2 separate regions of the Homo sapiens genome follow, and region 2 is linked to region 1. Evidence: chromatin contacts called from ENCODE Hi-C or POLR2A ChIA-PET data. All regions are on one chromosome and are shown on one strand. The core of a region is the stretch at or near the end of the contact, and the rest is flanking DNA. Distances in the headings are between cores, read along the strand shown.

Evidence for each region. Hi-C counts contacts between places; a loop is a spot of excess contacts on that map. ChIA-PET counts read pairs that join two places held with the same protein, here RNA polymerase II (POLR2A). Pooled maps may share reads with other maps.
Region 2: a map of endothelial cell of hepatic sinusoid shows a loop between it and region 1 (2.9-fold over the local background). The contact joins the promoter of TMEM174 here to the promoter of TMEM171 in region 1. A Hi-C loop is called at or near these places in 2 of 168 maps with a recorded cell type or tissue (endothelial cell of hepatic sinusoid and endothelial cell of umbilical vein) and 8 of 50 pooled maps. POLR2A ChIA-PET finds 5 or more read pairs at or near these places in 4 of 52 experiments (AG04449, Caco-2, activated CD4-positive, alpha-beta memory T cell and 1 more).

Annotation. Positions count from the first base shown.
Region 1 is chr5:73,117,759-73,122,237 of GRCh38, reverse strand. It overlaps TMEM171 (transmembrane protein 171), which reads right to left and starts at 1,663. Exons shown (of 4, transcript NM_173490.8): 1 at 1,542-1,663. It overlaps LOC124901001, which reads left to right and starts at 1,747. Exons shown (of 2, transcript XM_047417978.1): 1 at 1,747-4,479. The coding sequence starts at 1,809. The coding sequence ends at 2,510. RefSeq lists an enhancer at 2,273-2,824.
Region 2 is chr5:73,170,563-73,174,866 of GRCh38, reverse strand. It overlaps TMEM174 (transmembrane protein 174), which reads right to left and starts at 1,674. Exons shown (of 2, transcript NM_153217.3): 1 at 998-1,674; 2 at 1-807. The coding sequence starts at 1,623. The coding sequence ends at 702.

The sequences.
Region 1 (4,479 bases), core at 414-2,913:
CCTACTTCCACAAAGAGGTTGAGACTCAGTTAAAAAACAAGCAGCCAATAAAACTGCTAGTTATAAAGCACAAAATGGGTGGAAGGGGGGAACTTGGCTTTGAAAGAATAGTATAAGTGGAATCAAGTGAGAAAGCACCTTCCAGAAAATCACCCAAGCCCTGTACTTCAGGGGTATAATATATTAAATATGCCAAGTGGTTGTTAAAGAGTTGTCTAGCTTACACAGAGCTGACCTAATTATCTCGTTATCTTATTTTACTCCAATGAATGGGATATTTTACCAGGACCCCGTAAGTCAGGTCCTGCAATTGCAAAGACAATCCAAAATCGTGAAGACTATTTTCACCTGCCCAAGGAAAGAAAACTTTTAAAATATTTTGTGCCGCTCACATCCATGGTCCCATGAAGGAACTCAAGACTGAGGCCCTAAGCCCAAGATGATCTTGACAAACCAAAATCACACTGAGGGAAGGTCAGTTTAGGTAAAGAAAGCAAACAGGCAATCTTACACTGGGAAAAACTTTTCCAGGAAAAAGTATGATAGAATCAGAAGGAAGTTGGAGAAAAAAAGGAAATATAGGAGGGAAAAAAGCTTTCATTTCAAACTTGGAAAAACTTGATATACAGATGCAGTTAAGCTGAGACAAAGCATTGCACTAATTTTTTAATCTTCCCATTTTTTATTAAGTCAGTAACATCCTGCAGTGAATAAGAATTTCATATTGAGTATACAGTAGTCCTCATTTATCCTACAGGGAGTACATTCCAAAACTCTCAGTGGAATGAAACGATGGAGAGTCCTGAAACCTATATATATTGGTTTTTTGTTATTGTTGTTGTTTTAATTTTTTTCCTGAATCATGCAATCTCTTTTGCGGTTTCGGAGACAAGAAAGAGAAGGGTGATTCTCGGCTGCAAAGTCCTATCAGGAATTCATTTATTCCCAGTATAGTCAACTTTGCAGTGAGTCACAAGGCTTCAACTGTCTTAAGGCAAATTCCCAAACACCAGTAAATAGAAGCCCAAAACTGAATCTGTAGTTTCTTGTCCGTGGACTAGTGGACGGAGCACCTGGCTGAGTGTTCACCTCTGATCCATAATAGTGTGGAAATACTCTCTCTCTCTCCTTCTCCCACAGATGCACTCACAAACGGATACAAAGACACCCACATTCACTCGCAATGAAACCTTTTCCAAACACCACCCTACACTTAAACTCCCCAAAGCCAAACTCCCCTCTCCAACACTCCTATTGGTTTTCCAAAAGACATTTCCAAAATTCACAGCACCTCTCCACGTCCAAAGCTATGGTGCGTTTGGGGAACGAAACGAGAGGCAAATGCCTTCTGTGCGAAATCGGTTTGCGGCTTTTAGGGAGCCCGAGCGCAAGCAACAGCCGGAGGGGCTCGCAGGGACGCAGGTTGGGCTCGGATACCCAGCGCCTCCGCGCTGCCGCGGCTCCCCGCGCCCAGCCTGGCCGCACAGCTCAGCGCCCGACCCGCCGCCGCCGGCGCAGGCGCGCGGGCCGGGGCAGCTTACCTGAAGCTGGGTCCGGCGCCTGGCTGACCGCGCTGCTGTGGGCACTGGCTGGGCGCGGCGTCCGCCTCCGCACGCGGCCTCGGCTGCGCCGGCCGCCCTGCACCCTACCCACCGCGCGTCCTGGTGCGGAGGGCGGACCCGGCAGTATTTAGAGAAGGAGGCGGTGCTGCGCGGGCGCGGCGGCCCGGGGAGGGCAGGGCAGGGCAGTGCAGGAGCGACCGGTGGGAGCTGGCCGCCACTGGGGGCCCGGGGCGCGCCCGCGAGGGAATGGAGAGCCAGGGGCGGCTTCGGAACCCAGGGCTGGCGGGTTTGGCAGCCTCCGCGCTCGTGGCCGTGCGCGCGAGGAATCTGGGAGAAATGGGCACCTTCCACGGCTGCCTGGCCCGCACACCTGGCGGGGCCGGCGAGTTGAGATGCCCCCGCCGGCTGGCGGAACTGTGCGCCCCGCCCGCCGAGGCCCGCTCCCCCTCGAGGCCTGAGGCCCAGTTCTATAGGGGCGCGAGAGAGCGGCGGCGTGGGGGGCGCGGAGGAAGCGCCGGCCCCCGCCTCCACCGCCTCCTTCGTGGTTGCGGCCCAGGCCGAACAGGGTACCGTGCCCCGGCCGCCTTGGCCTTGGCCACCGCGAGGTCCGGGGCGACTACACCCAGCAGCCCTGTGGCCCTCCTACTGCTCTGGAGACCTGGAGTGGGGTTACAGAGGGAAGCGACTCGCTGCGAGCTCCCCATCGAATATGGAGCCACCAGGTCACGGGACGACGTGCGCTCTACAGAATGTGAGACAAGGGCCCTCCACACCCAGCCATTCAGGCCTGAGGTCCTGGCTCCGAGACTGAGGCCGAGACGCGGCAAGCCCCGCGCCGGACCAGCTCTGCCCCTCCCGCACCCACGTGTCTGCGCACAGCCCTCCTTTGCGATAGAACCCCCTTCCTGGTTCTCCACCACTAATGATCTGCCGGAATTAAACTGGTAACTTTCCCTGCCCTTGAACCGGGAGTTTCGGGATGAGTTTGCCAATCCCTGTGCTATTTGTAACCAGCCCCGTGACACGTGATACGGATCCAACTGTGCTAGTTTCCACACCAGGGGTCAGGGCACGGTGGAAGGTGAGTCAAGGGTTCTCTGCCCAAGCGCAGAGGTGCCCTGAGCCACGGGGACTTCCCAGCCCTGCCTTCTCTTCTCAGCTTCCTGTCTGCCTTGCCTGAAACCCTATCTAGAGTTAAGGCCAATGGATGAAACTTTTCAATGTGCAAGCAAGCACTTTACCTACCTGATACAACAAGAGATTCCTGGTCATGCTCACTGAAGGTAAAGTATGAAGCAGGCTTAGCTAATCATCAGAGGTGAGAAGAGACTTAAAGAACCAGTCAGAGAGGTAAAGAGGGGAGGGGGTTACCTGGGCTTTAGGGTTCACCAGGGAGGCAGAACGGACAAGTTCTTGCCATTGGAATTTGGTGGGGCACTTGCCTGGGTGGCCAAAGGTGGACTTTTTCATAGCCAGGGTGCCCGACCTCTGTAAATCCCCGCCATAACTAACAGCCCTGATTACTGTCGAAATGAACAATGCCAACACTCACGACCCCTTGCTTTGTGGTTCTTTGCTACATCTCTCCAGCAGTTCAGAAAAGGTTGGAGGCAGCAGGGGACAGGAGACTGAGAAAAACAGTCATTTGTCAGTTGAGGAAACTGAGGTCCAGGCTGACAGAGGTAAAGTAACCTCTGCAGCTGGTTGACATGCAGAGAAGGCCTGAGCCAGATGCAGATGCGCTGACCATTCAGTGTTTCTCCCGCAGCACACCTGTCACTCAGAGAACACACCATGCTGTGAACCCAGAAAACGCCCTCATGGCCTTGTGATGCCAAGCACGTTTAGATTATTATAACAATACAGGCACTGTGTCCCAAGGACATTGCAGTAATCTATGTTTGGGGTGGAGATATCCTTCCTGGTCCAAGTGTCAAGGTATACCACCTTCTGGAAGGGCACCAAAGCATGTCCAGCGAATGGGCAGATACCCAAGAGTGGATTGTACAACAGCAGGCACTGGCTTTCTAAGAACTCAGGCCCTCATTATAGGATTTGTCCCCTCTGACACAGGCCTGTGAACAACTCTTCATTGTGCAAAAGGGTTTCCTTGTCCTTTCCCTACTCATTCTTCCCTTCCCCCTTATTTGAAACTGAATCTCTGGCCATGTCATGTGCAGGCCTGCAAGGGGCCTGTTGATACAGCTGCCCCTCTGGTGCCACATGACTGCAGGCTCACCACCCATGACAGACTTGAATATCCTGGCACCAAGGACAATCAGATTAGCCTCCACTTGGTATATCTGCTGTTCTCACTGTTTGTGTCTATGAGAGCCTGTTTGACTAAATTAAACTCCTTGGAAATTGATCATCGATTATGTATGAAAGACATACCCACCAGCCTTTGAGGTACTTATCTTTGTAGCCCACCTAGCCTTAGGAGAGAAGCTGCGTGGCCTGGTCACTATCTAGTGGTCTTCCCTGGCCTGTGTGGTAGTGAAAAAGATAAAAGCCAGACCGAATCCTTAGAAAAACAGCATCAGAACAAGATTAAAAACCTCGAATTCAGTGACTGTAGAAGCATAAAGCAGAGGCATGTGTTCATGTATTTAGCCAGCACAGATTTACCAACTACCAATAAAACACGGAACTTGTATTTTATTGAGGAGAAAGGCAATAAAATATGTAAGTTATACAGAGAATTAGAAAGTGATTGAGTGCCAGGGAGAACAATAAATCACAGATGGGGACTGGGGAGCACCCCATTTTAAATAGGGGAGTTAAGGAAGGCATCTCTGAGAAGGTGAGATTGCAGCAAAAACTTGAAGGGAATGAGGAAGCAAGTGTATCAATGATCTATTATTGCATAACAACTTACCCCAAAACTTTGAAGTTTGAAACAGCAAAAATGTATTCT
Region 2 (4,304 bases), core at 425-2,924, 53 kb before region 1:
TCACTGTGACTCAGTGATCGGGAAGGATGTATTCACAGCGCTATCCTATTATGGTCTATTTTGTGTAATTTAGTCAGGTATCCAATACTATTCTAGCAGGAGACATGATTTATTTTATTTCATTGGTTTGATGTTTTTGTTTTGTTTTGTTTTATAGTCTTTAAGGTACCCAGAGTCCTCAGAGAGGCCAGATGGCAGCTGAGTTGTTTGGGATTAGTGAGTCTGCTTTGGGGCCAAGGACAGCCACCAGGAAATCTCCAGCTGGGCCTGCTTTCTCTTCCCTGCTTCCTTCCCACCCGACTCTCACCTCTGTGGAAACTCCCAAAGTCTCAGAAGTCGTGATTTTTCCATTGGCTGCTGGGGTTAAAATTGAGCCACCAATGCCTTCCTACAGAGAAGGGGGAGGGTGGTGGATGAAAAAGTGAAATTCCTGCTCCTGAACCTTATACAGGAGATTTCTTACCCGAGGGAATTTGAAACTGTTCCGGAGGAGAATTTCCCCAGCCCAGCCTAATTTTTACCAATCTGAGAAATTGCACCTCCCACTTCCCCTTTCCCCCCTTGAATGATCTCTGTCAGGCTGCCTGGGCGCTGCTGTAACTTCTGAAGGTTACAACATAGAACACCACGGTTGTCAGGTAACAATGACGGAAACACTTGCTCCCTGAGCTGAGCATTGTGTTATTATATCAGAATAGCCTCTAGCGAGGGAGAGAGTATATTTCTTCATAAGGGGGAGGAGAGAAGCAGGCACAGGCCTCCTCTTCCAGCTGTGTCTCTTCTAGCTGGTCAACATCAGGATTGGGCCTGAAATGTGAGCAGAAAACACAGGTACATTATGGTCCAAAGCACCATTCACAGAACCAAGGCTGCCATCGTGGGCAACAGGCTAAGAAGAGATTCACAGTCTCCCAACACCTTATTCATGGACCAAACAGCCACAGATCATGACGGAGATGGCTAGAAGGAGTGCATTCCCCCAGTAGACACGCCATACCTGTGATTTCCACCGTCCGTGAAAGAAAGGCAGCCCTCATCAACCACAAATGCAGAGTTATCTTGAGGGTAGATGGTGTAGTATTGAGGAGGACTTGACATGGCGGCTGCTGCCCCTCCAGAGGTTATGAGGCCGCAGGGGCTCACCACAGACTGCAGGTAGCTGGTATTTATCCCCATAGGCTCTGGAGAACCATAAGGAGGAGGGATGTACTGCACCACAGTGGCCCCATGGAAGGTGATGGGTTGGTTGATGCCAGTGAAAACAAATGATGGTCCTCCTGGTGTCTGTTCCGAGTCCGGGACCCTTTCCTCACTTTCTTTGCACAACTGGCAGGAGAGCATTTTGAACTTGCACACAGCAATCAGGATGAATGTCACCCCAACTGACAGCAGGACGGGCCCAAGGAGCTGGGTCCATTCAAAGTGGGAGACACCTTGGTATTTGATCCAGCCCATGACAGTGAATGTGATCCCCACCAGTCCCAGAAAGATGCCTGAGAAGAGCAAGGTGGCCCCCGCCTTGTCATCATCGGACACCTGGATGTCAGCGGTGCTGGGTGTGTAAGGAGTGACGGAGAACACATTGACAGGGAAGTCCTCCAAGCGGCCGCTGCCCTGCTCCATTGCTCCTTGTGGGCTCACCCTGCTTCTTAGAGTGGAGAGGATTGTGAGAACCAAGGAATCACAGGTCCAAATTAGTTATAGAAGAACTTAGGGCTTGTGCTTAACAGGGTGTAACACACAGAGGGCTGGACCTTGTTTAGAAGAATAAAGGTCTGAGAAATGAAGCCTGAAGTTTTCTCATGTATTGTCAACAAGTGGAGGTCTCTGTTTTGCAAGTCAATGACAAGCTGTCTCTCTAATTCACATTCATTCATTCACACATTCAAAAATTAACTTATTGAGCCCATCTTTCTCTTTCTTTTTCTTTTCTTTTCTTTTTTTTGTTTTGTTTTGTTTTTTTAGGGTGTGGGTCTCACTCTGTCACCCAGCTGGAATGCAGTGGCACAATGATAGCTCACTGCAGCCTCAACCTCCTGGGTCAAGCGATCCTCCCACCTCATCCTCTCCAGTAGCCAGGACTACAGGCACACATCACAATGCTCAGCCAATTTTTAAAATTTTTTGTAGAGATAGGGTCTCATTATGTTGACCAGGCTGGTCTCAAAACTCCTGGACTCAAGTGCTCCTCCTGCCTTGGCCCCAGGAGGTACTCTTCTATAGCAATTTAAGACGCTGCCATAAGACCCTGTTTTTGTCCTACCCAACTTTGTAGAAATGGCAGAGCTCCCTCAAGGGTCTCCAGCAGTGAATGGGGCCCTTGATATATCCACACATGCACAGGAGTCTAACCTGATTTACCTAGTGGTTCAGTTCATTAGGAATAGACAGACACCTATTTCTTGACTGCGTGTGTATTCCTATCTACTTCAAGAACCCCTAGCTGTGATGATACTTAAACTTTAATAACAGTTCTCACAAAGCCCTGAGATCCTGTTCTTTTCTGGCCAGCCCCACATGCCTTTTGCTTTCTGCGTTTGGGGAGTAATTCCAGCTTTGGGAGAGGAACAACGTCATAGGAAACCTTTTTATGCACTGCATCACTGCCAGTGGTTGAATAAGCATCAGATATGACCTGGCTCACTAGGACACATGCTTCGGACCCTCCCTCCATGGTGGCCACACAGTTCCTGGTCTTCAAGGTGAAACAACCAGCTGTGTTTTGGAACCTACTATGTTTTACAACCAAACCCAAGTTGATGTAGAGAAGACAGTTTAATTTTCAATAACATTATCTGTCATTCATGACTGCAAAACTTCCAAACAGCCCCATGAGTTTCTTCCTCCACTGATTAATAACTGTAGCCTTCTTTCCTTCCTAGACAGATTTTATTCAAGCCGATGCTCTCTGCAGTAATTAAATATTATATTAGCTCCTTTTGCAGAATTGAGAGGGCTGCCGTCTTGCCCTAAGGCAGGGCTTCCTAAACTTCCCTTGACAAAGAAATCACATGGGCCACTTTTTTAAAGGACAAAATGTGAGCTCCCATTTCAGACCAACAGAACCAAATATCCAAGGGAAGGACCTCAGGTGATTCATCATCAAGAAATCTTAGGAAACCCAACCCCAGGTTAACCTTAAATGCTTCTAGGAGACCAAAGGACATTTTTCCCCATGAAAATGCCTCTCCCTGCTACAGGACAAGGCTTGTAATCTCCTACTTCACTGCCAAACAGATGGAAAAGCAAGCAGGTGACCCCTGAGGTATCTTCCTGGATGTGCCTTGGAGCAGCAAGGCTGGAGTGGAGTTGCTATAGGAACAGGCTGCCCTTTTTCCCACTGAGCTAGATCAGAGATCCAGGAAAGCCAGATTTTCTCTTTAACTATAAATTTCTGGTAAGTTAGCCTGCCATTATTTTCAGGTTCTTAACTCCTAAGTTAACAGTCAAAACAATCCCTGACATTTAGAAAAAAGCTAGGATCTCAAAACTGTCTTCTAAATCACTCAATTTATGTTTTCCATTTGCCTTTAGCTATATCCACTAAGAATAACTGGGAAGCCTGAGAGAGTAGAGGAAACAGATCACCCTCCTTTAGACAGCTCATGAATGCAAACTGGAACTGCTTTCAGAGCAGAAAGATCAGAAAGTTCTCCAATTACATTTTCAAGGTCCGTTTGACTCAGCTGCTTCTTCCAAAAGCCCCACCTCTGTCTAGATGGTAAATAGCAATTTTTTTTTAAAGCTAACCAACTGAATTCAATAGCATATTCAAAGGACTATATGCCATGACCAAGTGGAAGGCAAGGCTGGTTCAACGTACAAAAATCAATCTATGTGATGCAGTATATTCACAGAATGAAGGGGAAAAAACAACACACGATCATCTCAATTGATGAGTGAAGGGGAAACATTTATTGAATACTTACTATGTACCAGGTGTAATTCTATACATTTAATATAGGTGACATAATTTCATTCTTTTAACAACCAGGTTACAGTCAAGAAAACTATGCTGATTATTAAGCTATGGTGACTCAGCTCCAAACCCACCTTTCTAAACTTCTCTTTGTCTCAGACTCTCAAAGCACACTTTTCCTTTCCCAGGCTGCTCCAGTTAGGCTTTGCCAATAGGGGGTGCTACAGGGAGACTTCAAGGTGGGAGAAAGGAGAAGGCACTTAGCAGTTTCTATTTTGCTTGCTGTTACTGTCAGTGTCACTCCAACAACAGTTCTTCTTCCTGGCAGTAACAGTTCCAGTTTCCAGAACCCTCCTCCTGCCCTCCAATCAGCCTCACTGTGCCC